Linked DNA regions of Homo sapiens: region 1 is linked to region 2. Evidence: chromatin loops called from intact Hi-C (ENCODE). Cell type or tissue: mammary epithelial cell. All regions are shown on one strand. Each heading gives the region's core, and the rest is flanking DNA. Links, peaks and the distances in the headings are about the cores only. Region 1 overlaps LOC105377861 (a long non-coding RNA gene). Region 2 holds the start of LOC105377862 (a long non-coding RNA gene).

The links. Hi-C counts contacts between places; a loop is a spot of excess contacts. Peaks named below come from ENCODE experiments on the same cell type or tissue, not always from the same donor. Only the 100,000 strongest peaks of a DNase experiment are listed, where the experiment ranks them.
Region 1: a loop joins it to region 2, with 2.1 times the contacts of the local background. A loop is called at or near these places in 2 of 110 quality-filtered maps.

What each region holds. Positions count from the first base shown.
Region 1 is chr6:76,702,523-76,710,866 of GRCh38, forward strand. All of the region lies in intron 3 of LOC105377861 (a long non-coding RNA gene), which reads right to left. Among named protein-coding and RNA genes, the nearest start is that of LINC02540, 110 kb to the left of the region's middle. RefSeq lists enhancers at 973-1,802, 5,606-5,775, 6,373-6,899. In mammary epithelial cell, for the core only: no CTCF peak of the experiment used is centred there; no DNase peak of the experiment used is centred there.
Region 2 is chr6:76,767,224-76,775,567 of GRCh38, forward strand. It overlaps LOC105377862 (a long non-coding RNA gene), which reads left to right and starts at 7,727. Exons shown (of 4, transcript NR_187980.1): 1 at 7,727-7,852; 2 at 7,945-8,043. In mammary epithelial cell, for the core only: no CTCF peak of the experiment used is centred there; no DNase peak of the experiment used is centred there.

The DNA of each region.
Region 1 (8,344 bases), core at 142-8,141, 65 kb before region 2:
TTGCTTATTGATATGGTTTGACTCTGTGTCCTCACCCACATCTCATCTGGAATTGTAATTCCCACATGTGAAGGGAGAGACCTGTAATCCTCACGTGTGAAGGGAGGGAAGTGATTAGATTATGGGGGCGGTTTCCTCCTTGCTGTTCTCATGATAGTGAGTGAGTTCCTAGGAGATCTGATGGTTTTATAAAGGGTAGTTTTTCCTGTGCTCTCACACACTCTCTCTCTCACCTGCTGCCATGTAAGACGTGCCTGCTTCCCCTTCCACCATGATTGTTAAGTTTCCTAAGGCCTCCCCAGCCATGCGGAACTGTGAGTCAATTAAACCTTGTTTCTTTGTAAATTACTCAGTCTCGGGTATGTCTTTATAGCACTGTGAAAATGGACTAACATGATGTCTATTATTAAAACAAATGGAATAATACATAACAATTCATTGTGCTACATTCTTTTCCTGGGTAGTTTGCAAGCTCCTTAGAGGATAAATATTTCTTAAAATAATCAATACACAAAATACAGTTCACAGCAAACTAGTCATGTTGGTCATCTCAAGCATCACACTGAAATCCTGCGGGTTTCAGTTTCTAGCTGTAGAAAAATTAAGAAAAAAAATATGTATATATATTCTGACCAGGCATGGTGGCTCACACCTCTAATCCCAGGACTTTGGAAGGCTGAGGTGGACAGATCACTTGAGGTCAGAAGATTGAAACCAGCCTGGCCAACATGGTGGTAACCTGTCTCTACTAAAAGTAAAAAATTAGCTGGGTGTTGTGGCAGATGCCTGTAATACCAGCTACTTGGGAGACTGAGGCAGGAGAATTGCTTTAACTCAGGAGGTGGAGGTTGCAGTGAGCCGAGATCGTGCCACTGCATTTCAGCCTGTGTGACAGAGCAAGACTACATCTCAAATATATGTAATATTTCCTAAGAGTAAACTAAGCCTTTAGTTATTTATGAATCACTTTGTTTTTTATTCTTTTCACAGATCAAAGGTGACTATTCACATTAGAATTTACAGAAAGATCTGAATACCTGAGGAAATATATGAGTAATAAATAACATTAAATAATAAATAATAAAATGCCTATGTAAAATGATAGATACACACATATATCAATGACTGGAATGAAATATACCAAGATTGCACAGTGAGATTAATTAAATTTAAGATGGATTTGCATATTGTAAGAACAAATGCAAATTAAAAGTAAGAGGCTTAGTTCTCCCTGTTAAGAATGAGGTAAGAGCTCTCTCCCCTCCTTTTTCTTAGAGCACTTATCTTAGAATATCTTAAATACTTTCTTGTGTCTTTGAAATGTATATAAATCCTTTTGAAGACTGGATAGGACTTTTGTCACCTCTATGACCTAGGGACATCTTTCTCAAGAACATGGGAGGGATTTCTTTGAAATGCAAACATCAAGGGAGATAGCACCTCTATCTCTCAGTTTCTGTGGTTAAGGTAGGAGCCTAACTTCAGCTGGAGGATTGCGAAACTACCTCCTCTCATATAGAGATGAGGAATTTGTTTTTCCTCTGGATACAGCTAATTAGCTAACACAGATGGTCACCTCAATGATCAGGTAAAGTGAGGATGGATTATGTGTGACAAATGTTCTTGTCAAGGACTAGTCATTGTTTATCTTGAAAACATGTATGTAATAGGTTGTATCTGCTTGTCTACATGAAAGGTTGAGATTTCTGTCTTTGCAATCTCTTAGTGGATTGATGGTGATGTACGTCACAGTCTGGCTTAGTGCTTGTCAATAATAAAACTTTCTGTTTTTGTTTTCCACTACTACTTTTAAGGAGAGGATTTCTGGGTTGGAAAAAGGCTTTGTTTTTAATTATATTTCCCAACAATATTTCTGTTTAATTCATACGTGTTATGTAATGAACTGCTCATTTAAATTTAAATCAAGAAATTTTCTTAAAATATTTTTGCTGCATGCCAAGAACAGCCTTTTGTTCTTGAACTTTTGAATTAAAAGATATCAAGAGAAAGAAAGTATGGCAGGCCAGGGGAAGGAAGGACAATAGGAAGAAGGTGGACAGTCAAATATTTATTTAATATAATTTGAATGCTAAGTATGTGTGATGTGCGGTGTGAAAATGTGGGAATAACAATAGAAATCCTGGTGCCTCTGCAGCTCAGAAAATAATACCCCCAAATGAAGGCCTCAGCAGCAGCCACAGAAGCAAAAGTTTTTCCCTGACCTTCTCTTGCCCTCCTGCCCCTCAGTCTATTCTCCCCGAAGGCTAACCATAGAAACTAGAATTCCTTTTCCCCAAGGATTTTCGTAGAAACCAGAATCCCTTTTCCCCAAAACCAGCCATAAAACCTAAAAATATTACTTTAACTTTCCTTCTGATTTTCTGTGTGAAAACTGGCCATAAAGAAATTATCTGACCTAGTTGTTTGACTGTAGGTTCTGAGACCCCCATTCCAGAAAGGGTCCCGCACCACCCCCAGAGGGAAGAAATGACGCTCAAAGAGGCCAAGAAGAATCTAGACAGACTGGCCTTGCTGGGCTTCCAGACTCCGTCTATTTGTATGAGATTATGCCCTTTTTGTTTAATCATATTTTTACACAACTGTCATATTTTTACACAACTGTTTTTTTTGAACCTAAGCATAAAAATAGACAATTTCTCTTGTATCTTTGGGTCACCATTCTGAAAGGTCCCTTGCATAGATGTTAAACAAAATTGTTACATTTTCACCAATTAATACGCCTTTTATGAGTTTGTTATTTTTTTCAGCAGAACTTCAGAGAGCCATCTTGGCCCCTACAGTGCCCAACTCAATCCAGAAGCCCATGGTGACGTTAGTTTATATGCACAATGTTGTACAACTGTCACATCTATTTTCAAAATATTTACATCATTCAAACAGAAACTCAGCATCCATTAAGCAATAATTTTCTATTCTCTCTCTCTCTAGCCTCTCTTAACCTCTAATTTTTATGTCTCTGTGAATTAGGTGCTTATAGATAATTTCATGTTAGTGAAATCAAACTACATGTGTTGTTTTCATTGTCTGGCTTATTTCACTTAGCATAATGTTATCAAGGTTTATCCATGTTGTAGCATGTATCAGAATTTCATTCTTTTTATTGCTGAATAACAGTCCATTGACTGTATTTATCATTTTTATTTTTGCTGGAATCTTGCTCTGTCACCCAGTCTAGAGTACAGTGGCTTGATCTCGGCTCACTGCAACCTCTGCCTCCCAGGTTCAAGTGATTCTCCTGCCTCAGCCTCCCGAGTAGCTGGGACTACAGGTGCCTGCCATCATGCCTGGCTAACTTCTGTATTTTTAGTAGAGATGGAGTTTCACCATATTGTCCAGGTTGGTCTCAAGCTCCTGACCTTGTGATCTTCCCGCCTTGGCCTCCCAAAGTGCTGGGATTACAGGTGTCAGCCACCGCACCCTGCCACTCACATTTTCTTTATCCATTTATTTGTTGATGGACATGAGTTATTTCCAACTTTTGGCTATGTAAATAATGCTACAGTGAACATTTGTGTACAAGTATCTGATTAGTCCCTGTTTATAATTCTTTTGGGTATACACCTAGGAGTGCAATTACTGGTCGTATGGTAATTCTATGTTTAATTTTTTGAGTGACCACTAAACTGTTTTCCACAGCAGCTGCATCATTATACTGTCAGCTACATATGAAGGCTTCAGTTTCCCCAAATCCCTGCCATTACTTGTCATTATTCATCATTTTTATTGTAGTCATCCGAGTAGGTGTGAAATGATACCTCATTGTGGTTTGGATTCTCATTTCCCTAATGACTAATGATGTTGAAAATATTTTCATCTGCTTATTGGCCATTTGTTGATGTTCCTTGAAGAAATGTCTGTTTAAGTACTTTGCCAATTTTTAAATTGAGTTGTTTATATGTTGTTAAGATGTAGGCATCTCTACATATTCTACATGCAAACTCCTTATCAGATCTATGTTTGGCAACCTGAGCAATGTTTTAAGGGAAAGAGCAGGACCAACTGTTGGGCTTACTTCTGTCCTTCCCTTCCCTCCAAGATTACGAGTTCAGGATTCCCAACTATCTTTCTATTCATTATGTTTAAAATTTTATCTCCCCAACCCCATAAGACTTTCAAAAGTTCAACTCAGCTTCTTAGCTGCTGTTTACTGCTAGGTATTTAGCCTCTTGGTTCTATGCCACTTCCAAATTGGCAGTATTTGAGGAGAAAAGCTGCATAGAATGTCTGGCTTACTTCCATGAGCTTTCTTTCTCTCCAGTATCTTAGCCGTTTATTCAAACACACAACACACACACACACACACACACACACACACATTTATATTTTGTCTAGCATATCTATTATTCTCAGTGGGACTGTGGTTAGCAAAAAGTTACTCTTCTATTGCCAGAACTGGAAATATTTGCCTCATTTTTTGACTGCTTCACAATAATCCATTGAATGAATATTCCATATTTTAACTTGGCCTGTATTGCTGGAATTTAGGTTTCCAGTCTTCTGCTATTAAAACAATGCTGCAGTGCCTAACCAAGTTATCTCACAAGTGTAAGTGAATTTTTACTTTTGATAAATAGTACCAATTGCCCCCCCATTGCAGTTATAGCAATTTTACTCCTACCATCAATATGTGATAATGCCTAGACCATCACCCCCTTGAGAACAGATTGTGTTCTTGTACTTTTTGATGGGCAAAAATGTATCACACTGCTAAGATATTTCTAATAAACTAGATTTTCATAATATAATGCAAATAATAGCAAAATAATGACAACATTTAATGCATGTTAGGTGTAGGCACATTTCTAACTGCTTTGTAATTCTTAAATATTTTAATTCCAGGCCTACCATTGGTTTATTCTTCTTCTACAGATGCTAAAACCAAGGCAAAAAGATCAATGGACCCCAAGGTCCTCAGAAGTTAACAAAATAATTGCAACACAGGATATCTGACTTCTGACTGCAGAGTCTGTGCTCTTAATTGAGTGACAGGAACCCAGATAATAAATTCAAAATAAGAATGCCTTTCCTAAAATAATCTGTCTTCCTATAATTAGAAGCCATTTAGAATGTCCACATTGTAGTAATTTCCTAGGGCTGCCATAACAGATTGCCACAAGCTAGGTGGCTTAAAATAATGGAAATTTGTTCTGTCATAGTTTTGGAGACCAGAAGTCTGAAATCAAAATGTCTTTGTCAGGGCCAGACTGCTTCTGAAGGCTTCAGGGGAGGGTATGTTCCTTGCCATTTCCAGCTCCTGGTGGCTGCTGGCATGCCTTGACTTATGGCCCTATCACTCTAATTACCAGAGTGATTCATGGTCACATTGCTTCCTCTTCTGTGACTTTTCCTCTGTGTGTCTCTGTGTGTCTCTTTCTGTTCTACCTCTGCCTCTCTTTCTTATAAAGATACATGTGCTTGATTTAGGACCCAGCCAGACTATCCAGGATAAGTTTTTCCTCTTCAGATCCTTAACTGAATCACATGTTTTACAACTGTTCACTCTTTCCTCATACAAGCTAATATTCACTAATTCTGGGAATTCAGACATGGACAAATATTTTGAAGGGGCACCCTTTAACTTACTAGATACATTTTCCATTCAACTAAAATACTTGAACCCCTTTCTTCCTTCATTCATCTATCTATTCATTCAGAAATATTCATCTAAGGCTTGCTGTATGAAAGACATTGTTCTTTCAAGGTATTAGGGAAAAGAGCAATGAAGAGAAAAGATGACAACTCTGGCTTCATGGTACTCATATTATAGTTGAAGAAGCCAAATAATATAAGAAATATGTAAATATAAGGAATGTCATCTGGTGATCAATGCTCTGGAAAAAATAATAAAGCAGAGAAGGGAGACAGAAAGTGCTGTGGGAGAGGATGGCTGACATTTTAATTGTGACATTATGGGAAGGCCTTTATGAGAAATGACTGTGGTAGACTGACAAACATCTTCCCCATAGGAAACAGGTTCAGCCTCAGAACATGTGAATGTTAACATACAGGCAAAGTTTCCTGATGTAATTAAGTTAAAGATTAAGAGACGAGGAGATTATTCTGTATTATCCGGGTAGGTGCTAAATGTTATGGTAGGTACCTTTGTAATAGAGAGGCAGAGATGATTTTATAGAGAGAGAAGAGGAGGCAATGTGACCATAGAGGTAGAGATTGGAATGGTGAGGCCACAAGTCCAGCTTCCACCAGAAGCTAGGAGAGGCAAGGAACAGATTTCCTGTAGAGCCTCTAGAGGGAGTGTGGCCTTCCCAATACCTTGATTTGGGCCCAGTGAAACATTTCATTCTGCCTTCCAGAACTGTGAGAGAATGGAATTTCTATTGTTTTATGACACCGAGTTTGTGGTAGTTTGTTATAGCAGCCATGGGAAAATAATACGATGATATTAACACAAATTCCTAAAGGAGGTAAGGGAGCAAGCCATGCGTATATATGAGGAATGGGAACCAGGCAGAGGAAGGCCTCATGTCCAATCCACCTTGAGGTGGAAGTGAGTACCCGGCATGATTGAGGAGACATTAAGGCAGCCACTGAGACTCCCTGCTGTGAGCAGGATGAGGGCAGTAGGAGATAGAATCAGAAAGATCAGAGGAATTGAAGACCCAGTCAGATGTTCATTCTTACTTCTGTGAGGTGAGGAGTCACTAAAGGGTTTCATGCACAGGATGATAAGATCTGACCCTTGCTCTGAGCGGTTCTAGATTTCTATCAGAAGGAGCCAGAACTACTCTTTGTGGTATTGTTAACAGACTGTAGGGGGCTAAGGACAGTAACAGGAAACCAATCAGGAGGCTATTGATTATGTTTAGTAGGCCACTTATGCTGAGTCTGAAGTTTATAGGAAAGGTCTGGATTGGAGATAAATACTTCTGAGTGTTATGACACTGGAAATGCGCTTTAAACTATTTCAGCATAGAGATAGGAAGTTATATATGTCTTAATTCAATTTCGCTCAAGAGACAGTTAATTTTCCTAATAGGGAATGCTTTATACACATGAAGGGTAATAACATTTAATCAAAAGGCAACTATAAGTGGTTTAGCGATTATCCCTGATCAACACCAGAGGCTTTGTGAATGTATATTAGAAGAGGATTTTCACTGGTGAACTTAGTGGCTTTTTAATGAGAATAATGAAGATGCCTGTAAATTATATGTGAATTTAGGTGTATTCAACATATACAGATCTAACTATGTTAGACTTCCCCCACTGCTTATATAGGATAATCAAGTCAGGAAAGCATTTTCCTCCTCATCTTTTAGAATGTCACTGAAGGCAGGATTCTAATGTGGTTACAGGTTAGAATATTCCAGCTGGCTGTTTCAAATATTAGGTTAACTGAATCCTGCCTCTAAAATATTTTTGGGCTAGAGAATTTTTTATGTAGGAAGTGGTTGCTTTATCACAAAACCCAGAGAATTGGGACTTTATCAAGCTGACAAAAGCAGGTTGTATAAGTGTTTTTGTGCCTGCTTATTAATAAGAGTTGGGCTTACAAATGGCAGTATATGTGGCAGAATTTAGTCTGTAATTTGCTTTTATTTAGAACCTGGCACAGTGATTGTAAGCAAATAGGAATCCTTTGTCTTCCTAATCCTCATCTTCCAGCAGCTTAGGTTCAACAGAATATTTACATTATGGTTTTAGAGCAGAAGTTCCCATGCTCAATATATACAAACTAATTTAATAGAAAGAGTCTCCTCTCTTCAGCTCAAACATGTAGGTTTAGAATTTATTTCCTTTCCCTTGCTACCTACATATTAACTAACATGTAATCTATTATCTTTCACAGAGTCACTCTGGTCACCATCTAAATGATTTTTTAACCATATTTTGTGCAAAACTTCAAAAAAGTGGATTCTTTCTTACTATAAAGTATCCTTTATACTTTATGGCATGCAAAATATTAGAGCATGGATACATTTTCCTCATGTCATACATGAAGCAATAACTGTCTAGAATAAATGAATATTATACTCAACATTCTATATTGACTTTATGATACAGTATAAAGAATAAATGTTCTGGAACACCTTTTATCCAGAAAAGTTTTTTTTAAGTTTTGTTACTTATTCATTTATTTTGAAACAATAATGAATTAAATAACAAATATAAAGTCCAGATATATAGAATCATTTTGGATAGTCTCAGATCCCAGAAAAGGTAAATTCTACCCATTCTCTAGTCTTTCTTGCTTTATACATTTGACTCTGAGATAAATGAATGAGGTTGTTGGGAGGATGTGAAAGTAGGCATTCTCTGCACTGTATTCTTACATGCAGAAACATTTCACTAGTCATTTTTC
Region 2 (8,344 bases), core at 293-8,292:
TGGTGATGGTACTCTGTTGTGTTTTACTTTTCAAAATATGGTAGGACCTTATGTGACTGAAGCTATCTCCCTTGATGAAACTAACATGCAAAAGACATTGGGTACATTTTTCATTATACCTTGCCAATCAAATTTCCCATCCTGATTTTTTTTGGTTAAAAATTAATTAATCAAAGTGTGTCATATTTCTCAGAAGGTGAATTTTTTACATTTCTGAGCTTAAAGCCAATAGAAAGCTGGCACTAATAACTTAAAAGTAAGTCAACCCTTTATGTCAGTGACTATTCAGATATTAAAGTCACATAATATGTAGAGGACTTTGAAGAATTCATTTTCTTCAGCAGGAATAGTGGTCCCACAGAGAATCCTCATTTATAACTAGTATCTCAAATCTTGTGGTTGTAAAAATGTTACCTGTCGAATTTTAAAATCAGGCCAGATTTATAGTTGCTGCAGCAGCAAGGCTGGATTTTTCTGGCATAATAAATTTTATCAAATAATTGTTCCATATCTTTTACAAAAATTATTACACTAGTTAAGTTTAGAATTTCTTTAGGCATGCTTGAGGTTATGTTTAATCACATTTAACCTAATTTGGGAAGGCAGTTCTACATTTAAATACATTTTATACAACATACAAATTCCCACATTAGATTATATAAGATTTGAGACATCTATAACCCAATACTGATCTAAATTCCCAAGCAAGAATATACTAAATATACACTTAATTGCTTGTAATTATTTAAGCATATTGAAAACATTAAAAAATTGTGAATATCCTTGAACACTTGGAAAAAATTTTGTATACATGTATATATGAAAATACATATATTTTCACATTTAAATGGGCCTACATGTCTAGAAAATCTTTATAAAAAAGGAGGACATATACATTGGTTACATAGAAAATAGGTGCGTACTAGCTAAATATGTCAGTTAGTCCCCTGTGAATTCTGCATAAGCTGAAGAAACCACAGAGCGCATTACATGTATCATGTACTTAAGCATTATTAATTTTTAAAACTTTCTTGGAAAACGTTTGGGCAATAAAACTAAAAATTAATAACTTCTAAAACCATAAATTATTAAGACGTCCATTTCTTGCTACATCATAGTAGCTTTTATCAAATCAACTATCACACTGAGACAACAAGAAAGCCTAGATTGAAGAACAAAGAAAGAAAACCAGGACCTGAAAAGTCAAGGCTACAGAGAGAGCATAGGCTGACCTTGTCTACTGTGCTTTCCCCTCTGTGTGTTTCCTGAGTGTGTCAGAGAAGCCAAGCAGAAAGTAGAGACTGAACAGTTTTAAAAGTCTCCTGGGAAAAATTATAATCAAGGAATAAAAAAGTCAGCTAGGCCAAGGCCCTGGAAAAAGGGTACCACAGAGAAGTGAAACCAACATTGTATAGACATTTGGTGCTGCAGGTCAGTTGTCTGGGTGGCCTTGGAGTGACCTAGTTCTCTCCCTTTTCTTGCTTGGAGTTCTCAGGAACAGCTGTAGATTGTGATGGGAATGCAACGTCTTGAGTTAGGGAGGAACTACTCTGGTACAGCCTTGGCTTTACTCCACTTTTCCCTGGAAGCCAGATGTCTTTCAAAGATTTGCCTGATGAGTTACGTGCCTCTGATGTATATAATCCAGGGTGGGCTTCCTGTTGGGGTTCCTCAGCTGTAATGCAAGTGGGACATGCTCAGTTGAGACTTCACTTGCCCTGTGCAGCTTTGTTGAGGCATGGAGGGATTGGCTCACAACAGATCCTAAGCTTCTTTTGTCTCTTGCTGCCTATCTGTGAGTAATAAATCTGTTGCACATAACTTGTTGTGTGTATGTTTTGTCTCACCAGACTCAGACAAATGGTAATTAGTAAACCTGCTTTACAAAATTGACATAGTGAGTAGAGGCTGGTCTGAAAGAACCATGGCTTATGGGCAAAGTAGGGGCAGCAAATAACCCCCAGGCTGGCACTGGGGGTTACTGCTCTACCCACTTTGCCAATAAGCATCAGCCTGGGCAAACAGGGGCTGGATGTGCAGCTGGATGTTTGATCAGGAAAGAAGGGTGATAAGGTAGGCATAGGTCACCTCCCCCACCCAGATGTGTGAGCTGGTTGCTGATTGAGGCAGAGAGAGAGGAATGCAGAAACAGGGGAGCACGGCACAGGATCCCCTGGCTTTGGACACTTATGTGACTGTTCATTCCTGGCTAGAGAACTGGGAAAGTGAGTACTCAGAAGAACCCTGAAAGGGAACTAACACGTGTGCTATGTGGGCCTTCACAGAAAGAGAGACTCATTATCTAAAGCATAAATATAGAGAAAGGCCAGAGGAATCTCATGCAGCCTGGTTGATTTTTTTTTTTTTTAAATCAAGGGACATTGCAAATCCAAATGTCTCAGGCAGAATGGTACAGTTAGAAATGGGGCCAGTCAGCCTGAGAAATTAGGTTCTCAACTGGAGGTCAATGCCAATGTCCCTATAATCCTGTTAAAACAAGAGGAGAAAAGAAAGGAACTCGGACTTTTCTGGGGGCTCTTGGATATTAGAGCCCACATAACAATACTTCCAGGTCCCCTTAGGGGAAAAATTAAACTGATGACCTCAGGAGAATTGGGGACAAATATGTGACTCGCAGTACTTATTTGCTTATGCTTGGGGTCCTTTGAGCCATTTCAGGTGCCAGAGACTGTGGTTCCCATAGCTGAGTACATGAGAGTTGTGAGACAAAGTAGCAAGCATCATGCATCCCTTAAATATATACACCTACTATGTGCCCACAAACATAAAAAATAAAAAGAAGCCATGTGTATAAGTCAGGGTTCTGTAGAGGGACAGAACTAATAGGCGATATGTATATATAGCCTATTTTGTATATATATATATCACCTATTATATATATAGGAGTTTATTAAAGAGTATTAAACTAATACGATCACAAGGTCCCACAATAGGCCGTCTGCAAACTGAGGAGCAAGGAAGCCAGCCCGAGTCCCAGAGCTGAAGAACTTTAAGTCCTATGTTTAAGGGCAGGAAGCATTCAGCACAGGAGAAACATGTAGGCTGGGAGGCTAAGACAGTCTAGTCTTTTCACATTCTTCTGCTTGCAATTTATCCTAGTCATGCTGGCAGCTGATTAGATTGTGTCCACCCAGATTAAGGCTGAGTCTGTCTTTTCCAGTTCACTGACTCAAATGTTAGTCTCCCTTGGCAACACCCTCACAGATACACCCAGAATCAATACTTTGCATCCTTCAATCCAATCGAGTTGACACTCAGTAGTAACCATCACACTATGCTCATTTCTGCTTTCCAGCATGATTTCACAAAGCCCCTGACTCTGTGATGATGTGCAGCTCTCAGAAAGACGCTTTAAAGACAAAACAGGATAGACCACTCCCACCCCCATGCCTCTTGCCCTAGTCACTGTATTCCTTAGAAGATAAATAATCCTAGTCCTTTCCTCTTCTACAGATAAGATAATGTCTGACAGGGTTAGTGATTATGCCTCTGTAATCTATAGCCAGATGTACTCTTACACCCAAACCTTGATCTGATTCTGCTCTAATATAACTTCTGAACAAGTTTAATACAATTTTACATGTACTAAACACTTACCATCTCTATATAAGCATTGGGCTAAAATACTGTGCCAAACAGTCTAATAAAAACCCTCCACAGGGCTGCCACCAGGCTATAGGCCTTGGTCTATAGTCCTCAATAAAACTTATAAATAAAACCCACCGTAACTCTTTAAAAGCTTTTTTTTTCTTTAGTTGACATACGCATTGACACTCTGGCTGCTTGTGGAACAGAATATCACCACATCATAGCCAAGAATTCGAGCCTAACAGTGGAACATATCCACTTCAGCCTGCCACCTAAGCTACCCAAGTCCCAAGTTTCTTCCGCAAAAGCAGTACTGCAAGCTAAGTGGAAAATAGGGTATTATTTTGCTAATTCAGGCCTTGCTACACACTACACTATCACAATGTAACAGCCTCTTCTGGCTGGTCAAAAAGGCCTTTGGGGCACAGAGACTAACAATGGACTGTCCAGGCTGAATGCCAGAGTCACTTGGGCAGGATGCCAAAAAGGTATTCCAGAGACAGTGAAATAAATATTTTTAACCCTGGAGGTACTCACTAATAAAAAGGAGGCCTAATAGCTGGCAGGCATCTTTGGGTACTAGAGACAGTATGTACCCCACCTGGGTGTTCTGTTGGTCCCCTTAGTCAGGTGACCAGCAAAGCTACTAACTTTAAGTGGAACCCTTTGCAGCAGCAGGCTTTGGAAGCCATTCAATGAGCTGTGGCCCAGGCACTGACTTTAAAAGCTTTAAAGCCTGCTACCCTGATGAAATGACATGTGTGCATAACCACTCTGCATGTGGATTGGAGTCTGTGGCAACAGAAAATTGCCAATGGGGTGTGCAAGCCTCTTGGAGTTTGGACATGTAAGTTGCCTGAGGCCGCCTGCAGATACACCTCTTTTGAATGACAACTCCTTGCTTGCCATTGGACACTAAAGGAGACTGAGCATCTTGTGACTGAACTGCCACAAAAGACACTGCAACTTGAACTGTCCATTCTCACCTGGGCACTCACAAACCTTGCCAATGAAATTGGACAGGCTCAATACAGCTCAATGATCAAATGGATAGGATACATTCAAAAGATTGGGCTTAGCAGCCAAGAGACCAGTAGGCTCCATGAGCAAGTGGCTAACTTGCCAGAAGGGACTAAACAACATGTAGGGGATGTTTTGGATCCTCCTATGGATACCTGGGGCCCAAGACTGAGACGTGCCTACTGACAGTATGACATGGCTTGTTTACTGATGGCTCTTCCAAATGGCAAGCAGGCAGGGTTCCCTGGGCTGTGGTAGCCATCTAGCCAGTGGATAGGTATCTCATGGCTGAGACTGGACATGGGCATTTTGAACAATGGGCCAAACTACATGCAGTGGTGATAGCCACATAGACTTCCTCTACCACCCTATCTTGCTACATTTTCACTGACTCATCAGCTGTTGCCAACAACCTAGACATCTCGTCAGAAGAAAGGCAACTAAGTGGATGGATTATTAAAGGACAAGTACTATTACAATAACTTGCTGTCTGGAATGGGAAAGTATATATGTCACTCATGTGGAGGATGGGACTAACATAGCTTCTCTTAAAAGGAACACATGTCATGTTTTTGATTACCCCACGGAACTTCACTCTGACCAAGGAATGGTTACTACCCAAATAACACAACAATGTGTGCATTCTCCTAAAATACAATGGACTTTCCATACACTTTGTCATCCTCAGGCCAATGGAGCTGTTGAATGGTGGTGGAGCCAACTCACAAAACAACTGAAGAAATGACATCAAGATGGCCTGCTAATGGAGTGACAACCCCTTCTGACTAGAGCAATGTGGTCACTAAACACTGCACTCTAATCCAAGGGAAACATGGTACTGCAGCTCAAGTTGACAGAGCTTGGTGGAGGTGGAGGTGGACTAAGTAGCTGCCTGGAGGTTGACAGAGATGCAGAGCTTGGTGGAGGTGGAGGTGGACTAAGTAGCTGCCTGATTAGGCTGTGCCTGCAAAATCCCAATTCCAGTGTTCCAAACTATGATTTTTGTTCTTCCCCTTTACAGTGCATGTCCTGGAGGGTGGTTTGCAGTTTAGGCCACCCTAGTACCCCAGACAAGGCTCCCTAACTTCAAGGTGATACTTCTCCTGGGTTCTTCTCCTCTATGGGATTCCACAGAGGTGGAGAACAAGACCAAGGAATACCAGGATGCTAGGGTTCCCCTGGAGGCAGGGAGCGTTTAATCCTTCCAGTATAGTGGATGTTATCAGACATGTCAAGTTAATACAGGATATAACCTCCCTTCCTAGGCTGGATGACACAGGCCCAAAGGTCTGGGTCAAGCAACAAGAATAATGAGTGATCACAAAGGTATTAGCCTTGGGACTGGGGCAGACAGATGGGTTCACTACACCAACTCAGCCCAACCCTTATGCAATAGGTAGGGGATACCTGAGATCCTGGGAGGGTAGAGGGGTGGGAAACTAACTTGTTAATCTGCTTTTTCCACGAGGACAGGGTAGTACAGGCCTAGAAATATAATATCATTTTTAGGCTCTCCCAGACTGTGGCAATGTGGATAATCTGATAAAGTGTTGGATCTTTCATATGGGCCTCATTCTGTCACAGACCACAGTTACCTGCCAGTGATAAAACCACACCAGCATTCCTTAATGCCACAGTGTACACTAACAGAACCTGAGCAGCCCTAGCTTATTGAATGAGGATCTGGTACCTGTTGCATGGGAGAGAGCAGAAGGTTCTCTGTTTTAACTTATAACTGACTGTGTGGCAAAATATCACAACTATAACTAAACAGAATCTTGGTGGGCTTGTGCTCTGATGCACTAAGCTCCTCTGATTACATGGATCAGAAATGTTACAGTGGTAATAAAGAAAACAAGAACTGGACCAGTGCTAGTCCTCTGCATAGGAGTTTCATGAACAATATTATATGAAGGAAATTGGGCTCATGCAACTATGCCATCAATGAGACTTGGCTGGGAAATGTCAATGCCTCTTTACCAATGAGTGGCTCACTGAACAAAGAAACAAAGAAAGGGGTGCTGTGTGTGCCCAAGCGTTGCATCTCTCTCTGCAGGTGGCTGGGGATGGCCTAGATACAGGATAGACAATGCCATGCCTGTAAAGCTGGTAGCTGGTGGGATCCTGCACATTGGGTGTACTAGGGGTGCCCCTAGATATCACCCTGGGAAGGAGATGCTCCATTAGGCCAGTGGCCTTAAGCTTTTACACAGGCTTACTAGGAACCCACCAGGAGGTGGGATTGACTTTGGGTTTATGTCCTTTATTAGATCTTTGATGTCACACATGAGTTGGTACTCATAAAAAAGTAGTAAGAACCCTGCCTCTGACCATGCAGATATTGCTTTTCCACTGCCACTGTCTTGGAAGCCCTAGACATCCCCCAGATTCCTCAGGAAAGTTGTTTTAGACAGTGGAATTGCCCGAGACTTTCTTTTAGCTCAATTGAGAGGAGTGTATGTGTTTGGCAATTCCTACTGCTGTAGCTAGATAAACACCTTAGGTACAGTAGAGACATAAGTAGAGGAGATCTGGAAGCAGGTCCACTGGCTACAAACAGTGGGGCTATCTGATAATCCTTCTTTGCCTTTTTTTTTTAGCAACTTCTTACCTGAGACACTGGTATCCTGGATTAGGTCACTGCCTCAAGCAGGTCTGGCTGTCCTGCTAGTGGTGTAGTCCTTTGGGATCCAGTAAAGGATTTTCTGTCTGTTACTCAACAGTGTTGCACTGAGTTTGGGTCAGTCAAGGTGCTACATCAGTCTGGCTAGATAAACCTCTTCCTCCAGATCCAGAGAGGTTGGTGGGCATTTGAAATGCACTGACTTTGCTACGAGAGATGTCTGGCTAGAGGGGTAGACCTTAGGACAATTCTCCAGGTGGCCTTGGACATACCTAGTTATCCCTGTTTCTTGCTTGTAGTTCTCAAAAATAACTATAGAATGTGCTGGGAATGCAACATCTTGAGTTAGGGAGGAACTGCTCTGGTACAGCCTGGGCTTTACTCCTCCTTCCTGTGGAAGCGAGATATCCTTCAAAGCTTTGCCCAGTGATCATGCGGCCCCTGGGTTATATAACTCAGAACAGGCTGCCAGCTGTGTTTCCTCAGCTGCAGTGCAAGTGGGGCATGCTCCGTTGAGACTTTATTCACTCTGGGCAGTTTGTTGAAGATTAGGTGGTCAGCTCACAATGAATCATAAGCTGCTTTTGTCCCTTGCTGTCTGTAAGTAAAAATCTCCTTCATATATTGTGTGTGTGAGTGTGTTCTGTCTCAACAGAGTCAGGCAAATAGTAATTAGTGAACCTGCTTCACAGATGCTTAGAAGCTAAAAGGTTAAGCAGCGATGTCAGCGCTATCAGGGAGCTGTGGAGACTGGAATTGAAGTTCAGAACCTTTCATGGGAGACAGCTCAGGTAAACATCCAAGCAAAGTGATAAAGGAAGAAAACAATACGAAACTCACTACCCACTGTGGGCTGCTTTCAAGCTTTAACTTCAGATCCTCCTGCTAGTTTTTACTTTTCAGAGTGTTTAAGTGCTTGTTTTTGTTTGTTTGTTTGTTTGTTTTTTGTAGTTTGTTCAGTTTTAGTGGTGAACAGTGCATTAGATAGATTCTAGTTGGCTTATTTCATCTTAGCAATCATCGAAAACTTAGATATTTTATCTTTAAAATTACAAACCAATATGGACTACTACAAACATCTATTAGAGCGTC